Linked DNA regions of Homo sapiens: region 1 is linked to region 2. Evidence: read pairs that join two places in POLR2A ChIA-PET (ENCODE). Cell type or tissue: OCI-LY7. All regions are shown on one strand.

Region 1 (8,000 bases), 77 kb before region 2:
ATCCCGAGAGCAGGGACCCGTCTTACTCGCATTTGCTGAGATGGTGGCCACCTCAGTGCCCAGCAAGACTCAACACGGTAGAAGTGAGCTGAAAGAGAGATGCCAAAACCAATGTCCCAGGGGCTGCTGGTGACTGGAGCCATTCTCCTTGCCCTCCTCTTCCACAAAGGTTCGGTCCAGCCCCATGCCTTGGGGCTGCCCTGCGTCTCTTCACTGCCCTGAGCCTCCTCTTGTGCTCAGTCCTGACAGGGCGCTGTTACTGTGGCAGCAGTGATTTACAACTGCATTTAGCTGAATCTAATCAGAAGTGTGAATACTCCCCTTCTATCTGGCACACATCATCGCAGCTCTAATTATTCACACATTTTGGCAAGCATTCTGGTGTTCCCCTACCAAGCTCCTAATCCCAGCAGATCAGTTAAAATAAATGAAAGAGAGAATCAAAAGGCACTTTAAAAATTCAACTGTTCTCCAAATGAGTTTGAACAGGCTCCAGTTAACTAGTGGTTGCAGCTGACTGGCATTTAAAATATAAGAACCCTTCTGCCCACCAACCCCCCACCTAGTCCCTTCCTACACCCTCTGCTTATAAGAACATGATTCTATCCCATTTAAGAGAAACACTTGAGACCAGGCCCTGACATGTTTTCAATGATCTGCATTAAAAACCAGGAAAACATAGTCACCACCCCAAGACCCAATCAGTGCCAAAGCAATTCTGCTTTTTTCCACATAGGTAATGTGATACCAGCCCAGGACTGATGATTACTACTACCAGAATGCACCTATTAAAGAGCTCCCCAAGTGCAGGAAGCCATTAAGGCAAAAATTAAAGCCATGTACCAACCTCAGAATTTAAGAAGTTTTCAAATACACACACACATGCAATGAGTATGCGGCTCTGTGGATTTCAGGAAGGCAACGCATGCCGGTTTCCACACTCCTTGATCTTTCTGTTGGCCTGGACTTCTCTTCCCCAGACATCCTCAAAACTTGCTCCCTTAGCACCTTCAAATCTTTGTTCCAATGTCACCCCTCAATAACACCTCTTCCCACTTCTTTTCACTCCCAGCATTCTGTCTACCCCTCTTCCTGCTTTCTTTCTCTCCTTGGCACTAATCACCATCTGACACATGCATTATGTGTTTTACTCATTCACTCACCATTCCCTTGTACTCATAGAATGTAGGGATTCTTGACTGTTTGGACTATTGCGGCTGGAGTAGTGTCTGATGTGTAGCAGGTGCTCAGTAAACATTTGTTAATAGCAGAGTGAACTCCTCCTGATGGTCTCTGCGTGTCTGAGACCCTGTCCCAGGAAGCTGCAGGCCCTGTGCTTTCTCAGACTGGCTGTGTGGAAGATGCCAAGTATAGGATTAATAACACAGGACCTCAGCGAAAACCGAGGGTCCAGAATCCCTGACTCAGCTATGCCCCTAATGAACAGGTAACGCAAACTTCTGTCCCTGCAGCTTTAAAATAAGGGGAATGCCAAGAAAATCTACCTTTCAGAATTATTAGGAAATTCAAATAACATGTAGGAAGAACCTTGGAAAAGTTAAAGGCATTCTCCACATGCATGAGGATATTATTCTCCAAGATAAAGCAGTGCTCTCCATTTTATTTTCCAAAAACCAAGTATTCTCAGTTACATAACAAGAAAGTCTAACCATGGTTACACGTAAGGGAAACAGCACAACAATCCATCATGACCTCTTCTGTTTCCAAACTTTGACTTGCCCTAGATAAAGCAACCTGTCTGAAGCCTCAAGAAGTGATTGTGTGTCTGTGCGACTGTGTACGTGATGTGTGTGAGTGGGGTGTGTGATCGACGCTGATGTGACGTGTGCATGTGTGTGGGGGGTGTGTGTGTGTGTGACTGTGTACGTGGTGTGTGTGAGTGGGGTGTGTGATCGACGCTGATGTGACATGTGCATGTGTGTGAGGTGTGTGTGTGTGCCTGTGTACGTGGTGTGTGTGAGTGGGGTGTGTGATTGATGCTGATGTGACGTGTGCATGTGTGGGGTGTGTGTGTGTGTCTGACTGTGTACGTGGTGTGTGTGAGTGGGATGTGTGATCGACGCTGATGTGATGTGTGCATGTGTGGGGTGTGTGTGTGTGTCTGACTGTGTACGTGGTGTGTGTGAGTGGGATGTGTGATCGACGCTGATGTGACGTGTGCATGTGTGGGGTGTGCGTGTGTGTGACTGTGTACGTGGTGTGTGTGAGGGGTGTGTGATCGACGCTGATGTGACGTGTGCATGTGTGTGGGGTGTGTGTGTGTGTGACTGTGTACGTGGAGTGTGTGATCGATGCTGATGTGACGTGTGCATGTGTGGGGTGTGTGTGTGTGTCTGACTGTGTACGTGGTGTGAGTGGGGTGTGTGATCGACGCTGATGTGACGTGTGCATGTGTGGGGTGTGTGCGTGTGTGACTGTGTACGTGGTGTGAGTGGGGTGTGTGATCGATGCTGATGTGACGTGTGCATGTGTGGGGTGTGTGTGTGTGCCTGTGTACGTGGTGTGAGTGGGGTGTGTGATTGATGCTGATGTGACGTGTGCATGTGTGGGGTGTGTGTGTGTGTCTGACTGTGTACGTGGTGTGTGTGAGTGGGGTGTGTGATCGACGCTGATGTGACGTGTGCATGTGTGTGGGGTGTGTGTGTGTGTGACTGTGTACGTGGTGTGTGTGATCGATGCTGATGTGACATGTGCATGTGTGGGGTGTGTGTGTGACTGTGTACGTGGTGTGTGTGAGTGGGGTGTGTGATCGACGCTGATGTGACATGTGCATGTGTGGGGTGTGCGTGTGTGTGACTGTGTACGTGGTGTGTGTGAGTGGGGTGTGTGATCGACGCTGATGTGACGTGTGCATGTGTGGGGTGTGTGTGTGTGTGTGACTGTGTACGTGGTGTGTGTGATCGATGCTGATGTGACGTGTGCATGTGTGGGGTGTGTGTGTGTGTGACTGTGTACGTGGTGTGTGTGAGTGGGGTGTGTGATCGATGCTGATGTGACGTGTGCATGTGTGGGGTGTGTGTCTGACTGTGTATGTGGTGTCTGTGAGTGGGGTGTGTGATAGATGCTGATGTGACGTGTGCATGTGTGTGGGGGGGGTGTGTGTGTGTGACTGTGTATGTGGTATGAGTGGTGTGTGTGATCGATGCTGATGTGACGTGTGCATGTGTGGGGTGTGTGTGTGTGACTGTGTACGTGGTGTGTGTGAGTGGGATGTGTGATCGACGCTGATGTGACATGTGCATGTGTGGGGCGTGTGTGTGTTTGTGTACGTGGTGTGAGTGGGGTGTGTGATCGATGCTGATGTGACGTGTGCATGTGTGGGGTGTGTGTGTGTGTGACTGTGTACGTGGTGTGTGTGAGTGGGGTGTGTGATCGATGCTGATGTGACGTGTGCATGTGTGGGGTGTGTGTGTGTGTGACTGTGTACGTGGTGTGTGTGAGTGGGGTGTGTGATCGATGCTGATGTGACGTGTGCATGTGTGGGGTGTGTGTGTGCGACTGTGTACGTGGTGTGTGTGAGTGGGGTGTGTGATTGATGCTGATGTGACGTGTGCATGTGCGGGGGGTGTGTGTCTATGTGTAGGGTGGCGGAAAGAGTTTCACCAAATTTCTGCTGCTAAAGGTATATACTTACCCTAACCAACCTCACTCTAGGAGACTGTAAGCAACTGTTTACTGGGGCAAGAAGATTCTAGACAACGCCTTGGACAGATAAGGGGAATACTTGCAGTGGTTGACCAAGTAAGCTACATCGAAAACAGAGATTAATCCTGGTTCTTTGAACAGTGAGCCCCAAAAGGAACTTTTCATCTGGTCCCTAGTTTAAGTAGAAGGGGGGTGGACTTTCAACTTGAGCTTTTTTTTTTTTTTTTTTTTTTTTAAAGAAAAGGTTATTCACAGGAGAGGAGCTTGCTTAACACTGAACAGAACTGTTCCCTCACTCTCTCCCAGGTGCCCTGGGTAACTGAGAGACTTTTGTTACTAGGGTCGGCACGAGACCAAGGAAAATATCACCCTACTTGTCTATTTATATAAAATACTCCAACCATTTCTGTGTCTTTATGTTTAGGGGTAATAGCCACACAGCATAGATGTTGATGTTTCATGCATGTGAAATAACACAGTAGAAACCTCCTTTAAAAAATTACTTTTCTTCAGTGTCACCATGGAAACAGGCCAACATAATCTCTCCACACCTAACTCTGGAGGGTAAGGAATAACAGTGACTGGGGAAAAAAATCAAAACACTGAAAATGCTCATAAATTCTATTATGTGCCAAAAAATGTAACAAGAGACATTTTTCCTCAGCTTTGGGCTGGGATGTCAACCTGTGATGTTTACTTTTTGAACTTTGTTTGATTTTCAAAACTAAAAAAAATCAACTTGGGAAGTTTAGTGAAGTTCCTGCTAAGCAATAAATCACTTCAGGGCCTCCAGCAGTCTCCAGTCTGTTCTCTTAAGTGGAGTGGAGTTGGAGGCTGCAGAGCAAGGGAAAATGGCAGCCAGTGGGAACTGAAGGGATCTGAGTGTCGGGGGGGAGGGGCGGTGGGGACGTGGGGACACTCGTTAAAAGAAAATGTGGGAAGCAGGGCAGTCAGAGCCAGCCACAGCTCCCCTTCTCATTGCAATTATGGCTCCCGTCTCTAAAGCACTTACATTCTGGCATTTTCCTCGCCATGGGCCCCAGACAAGCTCTTCATGAGGCTGAGTGTTTGGCTGATTCAACCTTAGGCCAACAATGCTTTTCAAGATAAAGAGTGATAAAAAGACATAAAACTCTGTCAGAGTCTTGATTATCTGTAAAATAAATGTAGTTTTGAAAAAAAAAATACCCAAGCCTAGACTCTGAAGGGAAAGATTAGTAGAGATTTCTCAATTTGATATCTGTTTCTTTGAAAATCCAAGCTTCTTAGCAATGACTTCTCCTGCTTCTCAACTAAAATGTTCCTGGTGGAGACAAGATGTTGGTCACAAAGATCAGCTCTGCAATGAAAAGGACCATTTTATTCTGAGTCTTGAATTCCTAGTTCAAAGAGGACGCCGATTTCAAATCGTACTATCCCTATTTATTTATTTTAAATTTTAATCTCAGGGATTGCTGAACATAAATCCTTACTATTTTCTTTGTTGACTTTTTGGCAGTGAATACTTATCCTGCCTTATCATTTTACATATTTTTTTCTGGTCAGTGGATTTTATTTAACTGCCTAGAACTGCAACTCAGTTTTAAATACCATCTCCTGCCCCTTCAAAACACCCTAGCAATAACAGTGCTTAGTATATTATAGTAAGATATAAAATAAATATCTTTTTTGAAAGGAATTAGTAGACCTTCCAAGAAAGGTTACTTACTGAACTAACAGAAATCACAAGAAAGTAAAGGTTTCTAATACAATTTTTAATATAGGAATTCTAATTCCTATATTAGAATTCACATCCAGGCTGATACTTATGCTTTAACTCCTCCTAGACTTTGTTTCCACTCCTCAATTATATTTATATTAATGTGTTTTCCCCCAGCTCTCTGGGGGAGCAAGTTAGTATTTTCCTTGATGAATTATAGAAGTAATCTTTTCCCACCTAGAACATAAAGAAATTCCAAGACTTGGCCAGAATAGAATATAGCAGTGAAATCCAGAGTAGTAATTAAGAAGGCTCTCTGACACAACAAGCCAAATGAGGTTTCACTTTGTTGCTTGGGCATCCATCTATCCATGCACTCACTTAGCCATCCAGCCCATCAGCCATCCAGCTGCTCCTTGGTACATGCATTCCATCAATGTACTCACATGCTACTGCATGCAAGATCTATTCAAAGAGCTGGAGACAGATAAGACAACCATGTATTCCCCCAAGGAGCTCACATACCACCAGGGCTCATATAACATTTTCCCCTTTCCTTTTCTGAGCTTCTGAAAAAGTACCCTCTCTTTGGAAGTGGAAATATACCTTTTCCCACACATGCCTCCCTGAATTTTTGGTCCTGAGCATATACATTTTTAGAAAATGAAGAGGTGTGCATCTTTACCAGCAATCACTAGGAATGAGCTTTTTAAAAAAATAATTATCAGTGGCAAGTTCCCAAAGATAAAACATGAAAAGAAATATAGTACTACGTGGAAGTGGGAAAGGGGGTTTACGGGGGAAGGGCAGATAAACATGCATAATGTGGATAAAAACGCAAAAGTTATTATAATTTATTCATTAAATCCAGCAAAGGAGAAAAACACTTTCTCAGAAACACCCAACAGAGGGGGCTGCACTTCCAGGCCACTCCTCTTCTCTGGCACAGTTTCAAAACAGCATAGTGTGGGCCCGGAGTGTTCTCCATCCATCTTGCTCCAAGCCAAGGCCTTTCGTCTTGCCAAGAGGGGGTCACGTAGTTTGCTCAGACAGCAGTTCACAGTGACTCTCTATACATGATCCCCTGCAGGGAGCCCTGGGAATCAGCACTTCTGGGCTTATGGTCTCCGCTTTGTCTCTAGGTAGCTGCATGACCTTGAGCAAGTCCTTCAGCCTTCCTAGGCTTCAGCTCTTTTGTTTCTAGAGAAAATACCCACTTCGGCCACAGCTAGCTCCCAGACTTGTGGTAAGGATACAGTAAGAGAATGCATGTGAGAATGTTCTGAGAAAAGTAAAACACAAGTGCCTGATGCTACTATCATGTGACTAAATTAAATTCCCCACCTGAGGGCATCTCTTTCTCCCTTTTCTTCCCCATCCTCACCCCAATTGTTCTGCCCTTTCAAGATACTCCCCTCTCGCCAGCATCAGTGTCAACATGAACAGCCAGGACCTGACGGGAGTGGTGGCTGGATTCGCTCAATGGCTATTTGGGGGAAGGTGAAACCCTCCAATTCATTAAGTATACAATCTTGGAAGTTTGGAGGACCTAATGAGACCCTCAGGTCTCAACTTAGGGTTAGGGAACACCTGCACCCCTGAGCAATGCCCCCTGTGCCTATACTGCAGCTGTTGGGCCAGGCTGCCTGCAGGCAGTGAGGCAGGCAGGTCTCCACTGGGAGGGGTGGGGTGGAGGAGCTTCCAACAGAAGAGGAATCCAGCGTGGTCAGCCTGAGGAACACAGGCGCCAGGAAGGCTGAAGAACACCACACCTAGGCCTGTGATTTGGTAAAACATCTAGTGCTTCCTAGGTGTCAAGTTCTGGTCTGAGTGCTTTTAAAATATACTAACTCATTTGGCCGGGTGCGGTGGCTCACACTTGTAATCCCAGCACTCTGGGAGGCCGAGGCGGGCGGATTACCTGAGGTCAGGACGTAGGGACCAGTCTGGCCAACATGGCGAAACCGCATCTCTACTAAAAATACAAAAATTAGCTGGGCATGGTGCTGGGCACCTGTAATCCCAGCTACTCAGGAGGCTGAGGCAGGAGAATCGCTTGAACCTGGGAGGCAGAGGTTGCAGTGAGCTGAGATTGCGCCACTGCACTCTAGCCTGGACAACAGAGTGAGACTCTGTCTCAAAAAAATACACACACACACACACACACACACACACACACACAATATATATACATTATATATACACATAATATATTATATATAACATATATGTGTATATATAATATATTGTGTGTATATATATAACATATATATTATGTGTATATATAACATATATATTATGTGTATATATAACATATATATTATGTGTATATATGTGTGTGTGTGTGTGTGTATACACACACGCACACACACCAAGTCATTTAACTTGCCATGAGCCTATGAGATGGCACTCTCATTTCCCTCATTTTATGGATGGTCACATTAAGATATGTAAAGGAAAGGGAGCCTGCCCAGGATCAGAATCTGGTTCTTTTGAGTCCACACTCAGATGAATAATAGGACAGATGAAAGACAGAGATAGAGAGAGAGAGTGTGTGATAATGAGAGAATAAGGAAGGCCAGTTGCACAAAGAGCAACAATGACACAAAGACACGGCAGGCACTCCTGCCAGGTA
Region 2 (8,000 bases):
AAAATGGGGATTGAGTTTCTCTATTTGGAGGAAAAGAATAATTGTGTATTTCTGATTAAAATCAAGGGGACTGAAAGAGGTTGTACAAATTCCAGCTTCAGTCTCCCCGAGTGACTCCTCATCAGGGCAGAAAAGCAGTTAGCCAGAGAAAAGACAAATTCAAATGCGGGTGGAGAAATGGACCAGCACTTCAGCAGCAGGCACTGTCTCTGGCCTCATTTGCTTTGTCTCCTGGCCTTCAGTCACAACACCCCTGTGACAGAGGCAATCAGAGCTGCATGGCATTGTTACATTTTAAATGGCAGCCATGCTGGAGTTCCCTACTGTGTCAAAAATTAAGAGTTAAAATGCAAGGAAAACAAACATCTCTTTGTGTTGAAAATGCCTGTCCACTTTTAGACTGCCAACATTTTGGAGTAGTTTTTACTCTGCACTGTAGAATCTCTTTTCTGGGTGGGGGAAATGTAATAGCAGAAGGGTTGGGGGGGATGAGAGAAAAGAATTAATATTTTCTAAATACCTTTTTTTGTTTTACTAAAAAATTATGTTAAAAGGCACCTTTAAGGTTCAGATGTAGGAAAGAAAAAGGAATGAAGAAAGAGGGCTATCCTACCTTCTTATGCCTTTTTCTTTTTTAATTTCCGGTGGCATCTTTCAGTCTTCTAAAACCCCTATTTAGCTAAAGGTGAAGGTGAAATGTAGTCTCACAATTCCCCCTGAATGTTTGTCAAAATATAGCTTTCTAAGAAAAGAGAAAATTTTTCTAGCACAGAGTGAGCCATGGATTGTCTCTTTATGGGATACTGTTCACTATTTTTTTGTGGCTTTATTGAGATATAACTGACATTGGTAAAAGGCACGTATTTGAAATGCACAATTTGATAGCTTTTCATATATGTGTACACACCTGTGAAGCCATCACCACGATCAAGACAGTGAACCTGTCCATCCCTCCCCAAAGCTTCTATCCCTCTCTCAGGTCCCTTACCGTATCACTGATGTGCCTTCTGTCACTACAGATTAGTAGGTATTTTTAAAAATTTTACATAAATGGAACCATACAGTATGTACTCTTTTTGTCTGATTTCTATCAGTCACTGCTTACTATTTTGACAACCAATTAAAAAGGAGCCTCCTAGCTCCAAGGCAAAAGGCAACCTTCAGAGGCTGCCTCGGCCAGAGTTTATTGTCATCCCCCAGGAACAGAACCGATTACTTGGTCTTACTTTATTCTTAGGCTTTATTATGTACTTCAGTAATCAATAAGCACTTCTATGGCAGAGGGTTTATTTTACCCTATAAATCTAAGGAGAGAATGATATTAAGACATCAGTATGGATGGCCTCTGCTGCTCTGTAACACTATGAGGAGAACACAAGCAACAGATTTAAATCTAAGAAGGTTACAGAGCAGTCACAGCTCCTGGCTGGATGGCAGGGATCATAAAAGACTCAAGCAAGACCTACAGCAACTTCACTGTAAACCAATGGGACTTTCAGAGCAAAAAACCCAAACTGAACAGGCATGCTCGTTGTCTGCCCTGAAAGAATTATAAGCGCTGGCTTGAGTAGAATGTGAAGAGTCCCACTAAAAAATCCAAAATATTTCTTAACAGAACAAATACAAAGGTAGAGAACAAATACTGATTTCAAGCTGACTGTGTAGAAAGCCTCGCTCTGGTGTAGAAAGCCGCTCACTTAGTAGCCGCCTCATAGCCCCAGGAGACCTTTAATTCTCTCCCCTGCAACTCCTCACCCCAGGGCTCTGAGATAATTATCACTGGAGCATCTTTTCTCTAGCTAGCCCTTGGAGACTCATCCTTCCTTTCAAAAGCAAAGAGGTCAATTCACGGAAGAGGAAATATAAATGGCTAATAAACATACGAAAAAAATGTTCCACCTCACTAGTAATCAAAGAAATGCAGATTAAAAAGAGATATATTTCTCTTCATCAATCAAATTAGAAAAAAACATGTAAATGCTGATATGCAGTGTTGGCAAGGCTGTCGTGAGGCAGACACTCATATACTTCTGGAGGAATGTCAATTTCTATTTGGAAAATAATTTTGCAATTTGCATCAGAAGAAGAGAAGCATGCATCAAGAGCCTTCATATTTTCCATACTGTCTAGCTCAACTAGTCTCAAAAAGGAACAAAAATGTCTATAATAATTTGTTTAAAAATTTCATTATGGAATTAGGAAATGACCCAATAATACATTATTTATATGGCTACTGTCAGCACATAGCAAGGGCCACGAAATCTGCTAAGATAGACTCTTCATATATTCACGTTTTTAACCTTACAGCAAACTCCCCCCACCCCCCAGCCCCCAGTGTGTAGGTTTTAGTTTTCCAATTTTACAGTGAAAGAAGGAGTCTTAAAGACATGAAGCAACTTGTCAAGAGTCATAAATCTATAAGAGGAAGATCCAGGCATTTGAATCCTGGTGTTTCTAACTCTCTGCACTAACCTAGTACACAGACTTCATAAACCTAAATGTTACCAAATTGGGGAACAGGTCAAGGTGCCAGGGTTGTGTTCACTCATTAAATTAAAGTTCATAAAGAATTTTGCTGAAATGGAAAAGTGATCACAGTCATAGGGAAGTTTAAAAAAAATCATATTAGGTTGGTGCAAAAGTAATGGCAAAAACTGGAATTACTTTTCACCAACCTAACTGAAGTGACCTTGGGTGAGTCACATACCCTCCCACAGGTTCAATTTCTTTTTTTAATCAATAAAACGGGGGTGATAGTAACTACCTCTCAAGGTAGCAGTAAGGAGAAAATACATTAAAAACTGCTACTTTTATTATTACTACTACAATGAAGGAAACAAGATACATAGAGTTATATATACAATATTACTTTAAAATTGCTAAGCATACACACAGAAAGAAAAAAAAAACACTGGAAAAAAATGCACCAAACACTGTTTATTTCTGAGTGATAAAGAGTTTGGGTCACTTTTATTTTCATCTTTACATTTACTGTCGTTTTTGATCTTTAACGATTACATATTATTTTTCGGTTAGAGGAGAAAAAGATACACATGCACAACGGCATGTAAACGTCACCCGTGTGATGGAGTTCTGGAGGTTCCCATGGCTGCTGATCTTCAGAGGCCATTAGATGGCAAAGAATAATCCCATTGTTTTCAGATCGGATTTCTCTGCTCAGAGGCTTCCACTGGTGAAGCATCTCTGTGGTGCAGCATGTCTCAGCTATGACTTTTTTGTCCCACTCACAAGTTAGAAAGATACGTATTTGGATTTGGGTTCTGCCACTTAACAGCAGAAGCTGGGAAAGTGGCTGCACCTTACTGTGACTTTGCTTCCTCATCCGTAAAATGGGAATAATAATATGGAGCCCCTAGGTTTGTGTGGGTATGAAGTGAGAAAATTAATGCATTTAAGAGATTTAACATAGTTCTCAGCCATGGTAAATGCCCAATACATGCTTAGCATCGTCACTGTTATTATTTAGGCTTGTCTAGCTTTGGTGTTCTATGACAGTCAGCCACCAGGCCATGCATAGTGGCTCATGCCTGTAATCCCAGCACTTTGAGAGGCCGAGGTGGGAGGATCCCTTAAGCCCTGGAGTTCAAGATCAGCTGGGGCAACATGGTAAGACCCCGTCTACACACACAGACACACACACACACACACACACACACACACACACACAGAAAGTTAGCCACCAAGCCTGGGTGACAGATCCCAAAGATCACAAGTGCCCCCTGTGATTATCCTGTGCACCCCAATCCCAGGGAGGTCCAAATGATCCTTAGCCTCCAAGGAGCTTGCCTCCTTTTCAGGTGGTGCCTTGGAAGGAGAGGGCAGGCCAAACAACAGTGGTGAGGGCCCAGTGTTTCTGCCAGGAGGTGAGAGAACAGGAGCATAGGCAAACGGTCTTCTGGACTTTGCAGCTTGTCTGACATGCCCTTCAGGATAGGAGAAAAGCAGATGGTCATGATGAGAGGCCCCAGGCTCAAAGGCTTCTATGGGATGAATGGAATAGAAGAGGAAACCTCCAACCTGCCATACCATCTCAGGCTGAAAAGCTCATCCTTCCCAGTTCAGATAATGCACACAGAAGGCAGCTCACGCCTGTCTCCCATTTGGAGAAACAGCTATTTCCAAAGCTTCTGAACCACACTCCACTGTGCCTTGGAAAAGGAACATGTAAGTAACGGTTTGCAAGCTGCCAAGAGCGTGGGTTTCACAGCGCACATTGCAAAGCTCTCGCCTGTCACTGCAAGACGACAAGTGTGCTCTCCAAGTCTCTCTCTCCCCTTCTAGATCTTAAAGGGTTACGCCTGGAAATTGCCTCGCTGTGCTTCTGGGACAGTATGAAGGATGACTGCCATTGCCACGGTCAGCTATGACAGCGCCAATTTGATGTGCTGCCATCAAGGGCCTTCTAAGAGCTGAGCGCCCTGATGGTTTTGTGATGCGAATAGTCACATTGCAAAATGGTTTTCCTCTCCCGCTGCCTCTGCCTCCATCTGCTGCTGGGCTAAAGGCACAGCCGGCTGCCTGCCTGTCACAGCATGTATTAAAATTAGCTGGGGAGGAGGCACTCAGTTGTGCTAATTACATTTTAATCATTGGAAATGTGTTGGCAAATCAAGCCTTGATTGCCATCTCGGAGTCTGTCTCCTCCAGCAGAGTGGAGGGGCTGTCTGCATTCGGCAGGGCCTGCTGGGCTTTCTCCTTTCACAGAAGATAGACTGGGGGCCCTGCTGGCCCACCACTGAGACCGCTTTGGCACATTATTAAAAAGCCACAAGGCTTGTTTCAAATCATCCCTGTGTGAGACCCGCTCATTCTCACTTCCCTGGGCATTCCAGCAACTTGGTACTTTTAACTAGAGCTTTAGTGGGCTGCTGTACCTTGCAGGCTCAGAGTGTGTGTGTCAGAGGAGGGGAGCAGGGGTGCAGGAGGCTGCAATCATGTCTTCCCAGCACCTGGGAATCAAGACAGGGCCTGCTGACATAAGGCAGTGTCCCTTGGGAGTGGACCGTGACCGCAGCAGGCGCTGCGTCGGCAGGGCTGTGGTAGCAGCTGGGATGAGGTTGTAGGCGAGAGAACATATTTTGTGGGCCGCTGTGGGTTGCCGGACAGGTTCATAGGGCTGAAGATCATTGCTTCTTCCCGGAGTTAGGGAACTGAATTAAGCTCTGTGTTCCAAGAGGCAGGAAAATCCAAGGACAGCCTCTTTTCAAGCAGGCAATGCCTGCTACTGTGGCCAGGTGCCACAAGCCAAGAGGAGAGAGAGAGCATTGAGCTTGGGCAAGGCCCATTCAAAAGAGCCCACCGAAAGCAAGCTGCCTGTTCTCACCAAAATAGGCTGAGTGTGCAGTCATTCACATTAGGGGTGCTCACTAGTGGGGGACTTCCTGTTTCCTGGGGGCCTGTTACACACTGGACAAAGAGAGTCCAGATAATATAAAATATGAAACAAATTTATTTCCAAAGTGTGATGGGTTGTTGTAGTTATGCTATTGAAGGCATAGACTATTGAAGGTTTAATTATATGTCATCAGGCTGGAAAATGACAAATTGCACATATCTTCCTTTGTAAAAACTTGCTCCTGTACCAAAAATTATAGATTGTATTACAGCATCTAAGAGAAAATCTGAGTGAGAAAAAAACACACCTGCATGCCAGCACAAACTAAAACCTTACAATAACATATGAAGGAGCCAGCCAGGGACAAAAGATCCACAGAGCCACTGTTACCACAGAACCACTCTTGAGTGGCAAAGAAGGGCTTCTCTCTCACACGTAGGGTTCAAGGAAAAGAGGATTTCAAAGTCAAGCTTCAGAGAGGTCTGCAAATATCAGGGAAGAACTCAGCTGTCGGCGCTGTGTGAGGAGAATGACACTCATTTCTGGACTGGTTAACGTCTGTGTGTGCGTGCACACAAATGCCCCAAGAGCCTTACAAATGGTCTGGTCCAACCCACACAAGGCTTGTTTTTCCCTGTTACCGTTGACTTGCTCTCCCCGTAACTCTGAGACAGCCACAATATAGATGTCTCTCCACCCAAAACAGAAGAGAGAAAGAGAAAGTGGCAGAGATGTTGGGGTTGCTGTGATCTTGTTACAACTTATCAAGTGGAGGCCACTTACGGTAGCCACTTGGTAGACAAACACTACAGATCACCAGATCTTAAACAACGATGTACCAGGACACTTTTTTTTTGTCTGCATGAGTAGAACTAATTTAAAATACTGTATGTGTTTTTCCTATTTCAATGACTTCAGATGGTCTAGTTTCAATTTCATGAAAAAATGAAAATCTTAAGTCTAATATCACCACTGTATACATGAATACTTCCTCAAACTATGCAATATGCTTACACATGTATTCCATCAGCTCATGCTTCAGACTGTGCTGTTAGGCAAGCAGGGCAGGCAGTCTGACTATATTTTCCAGTTGACATAATGAAAAAATCAGAGAGGGGCATGACTTGGCCAAGGCTCTACGGCTAGTGGTGCAGCACCAGGACTACAGCCTAGGCTGCCCCCAACCTTCATTTCATCTTTGTCATGAAGGCATTATCATCGGGGAATGGGACAAAGACCTACGAAGGCCAGAGAAAGGCTATGAGAATGCCTGAGGTGGGGCTCTTTGAGAATTGGCAGGTTAGGTGAGCAGACCTCTCTCGAAGGAGTTGACACTCACCTCTGAGGGAATGGGTGAGTACCCTGGGGAATAAACTATTTACTCTGTGTTAATATGCTGTCATAAAATGATGACATCAACCCAGTCCCAAACAGTGAGCTCTTTGCTCCCAAACTGAAGCCCACCAACTTTGGATCCACTGCACTGGGAGACTTGTTACCCTCTGTTCCAGGCTGTAAAGAAATCAGACAGTCCAGGAAGCTTATTAAGTAAACTAAAGACAAACTGTAACTCGTGCTTTGAGCCCTGGAGATTCACCCCAGCAGCCACTGGGGCTAAGCTATACATTTTTTCCCCTAAATAGATCCTCTCATGCAGTCTAAGCCTGAGACGGCGATGGGACCTCAGTAACTGACAGGCCTTTTCGGTGTGTGTCAGGCAACATATTTTACCACCCCCTTTCCAATGCCATATTCTCTCTTTCTAGGCAGTGAGCAGAATCCTCTTTCTCACCTCTGAGAGTCTCATAATTGTCTCCCCACTGCTAAACGTCTCTCCTGACATCACGTTCTGGAGGCCTGTCAGATGAATGCAGGCTTAATATGTCTGATACCCAGTTTGTGACCAACCTGCAAATGCCTCCTGCCTCCCAGTTCTAAGCGACACAGAGCTGACTGAGTATCTGTGCCCAGATCACCCATGTAAAAAAATTCCAATTCTGCCAGTCCCACTGCTGATTATCCCTGATAGGAGAAGGTCACTAATTGTATGTTCATCGCTACAAAAGCTTTGCTGGTGCTTTGATTAAAATGTCTCTCCTCATTCAGTCCTTGGAAGAGCATCACAAGTAATTCACCGCCTGTGGACCCATTACTCTACATGATGGGCCAATGAACTTAGCTTTAGGGAGCATTGGGGAAAGGAAAGGTAACAGGCGCTGACAGCCTACTAGGTGCTGGGCAAATTCTTCCATGCTATCGTACTCAACCTTTAACCCTACAAGGTAGGTAGAATTATTCTCTTATTAATAAACATGGGAAGATTTCAGAAATGTTACGCAGCTCCTTAGCATTCAAATCCAGGAGGATATGACTGAAGTCTCCTTGTTCTTTTCATTCCAAAAGCAGTGTGTAAGCAAAAAGTGTTTAAAGAGAGGCCAGGCATGGTGGCTCATGCCTGTAATCCCAGCGCTTTGGGAGGCCGAGGCGGGCATATTGCTTGAGCCTAGGAGTTCAAGACCAGCCTGGGCAACATGGTGAAATCCCGTCTCTACAAAAAACACAAAAATTAGCTGGGCATGGTGGTATATACCTGTAGTCCCAGCTACTTGAGGCTGAGTAGGAGGATTGCTTGAGCTCAGGAGGT

Evidence for each region. Peaks named below come from ENCODE experiments on the same cell type or tissue, not always from the same donor. Only the 100,000 strongest peaks of a DNase experiment are listed, where the experiment ranks them.
Region 1: POLR2A ChIA-PET joins it to region 2 with 5 read pairs; 3 of 35 experiments call an interaction of 5 or more read pairs at or near these places.

The regions. Positions count from the first base shown.
Region 1 is chr7:70,491,137-70,499,136 of GRCh38, reverse strand. All of the region lies in intron 5 of AUTS2 (activator of transcription and developmental regulator AUTS2), which reads right to left. Among named protein-coding and RNA genes, the nearest start is that of GALNT17, 640 kb to the left of the region's middle. RefSeq lists an enhancer at 2,015-2,522. In OCI-LY7, CTCF peaks have their summits at 6,088 and 6,287; no DNase peak of the experiment used is centred here.
Region 2 is chr7:70,413,764-70,421,763 of GRCh38, reverse strand. The region is part of intron 4 of AUTS2 (activator of transcription and developmental regulator AUTS2); the gene reads right to left. Among named protein-coding and RNA genes, the nearest start is that of GALNT17, 710 kb to the left of the region's middle. RefSeq lists enhancers at 4,322-4,925, 4,926-5,531, 5,970-6,079. In OCI-LY7, a CTCF peak has its summit at 4,526 (motif pointing left); DNase peaks (open chromatin) are centred at 4,513, 5,013, 5,283 and 5,953; H3K4me3 peaks cover 1,674 bases; H3K27ac peaks cover 2,122 bases.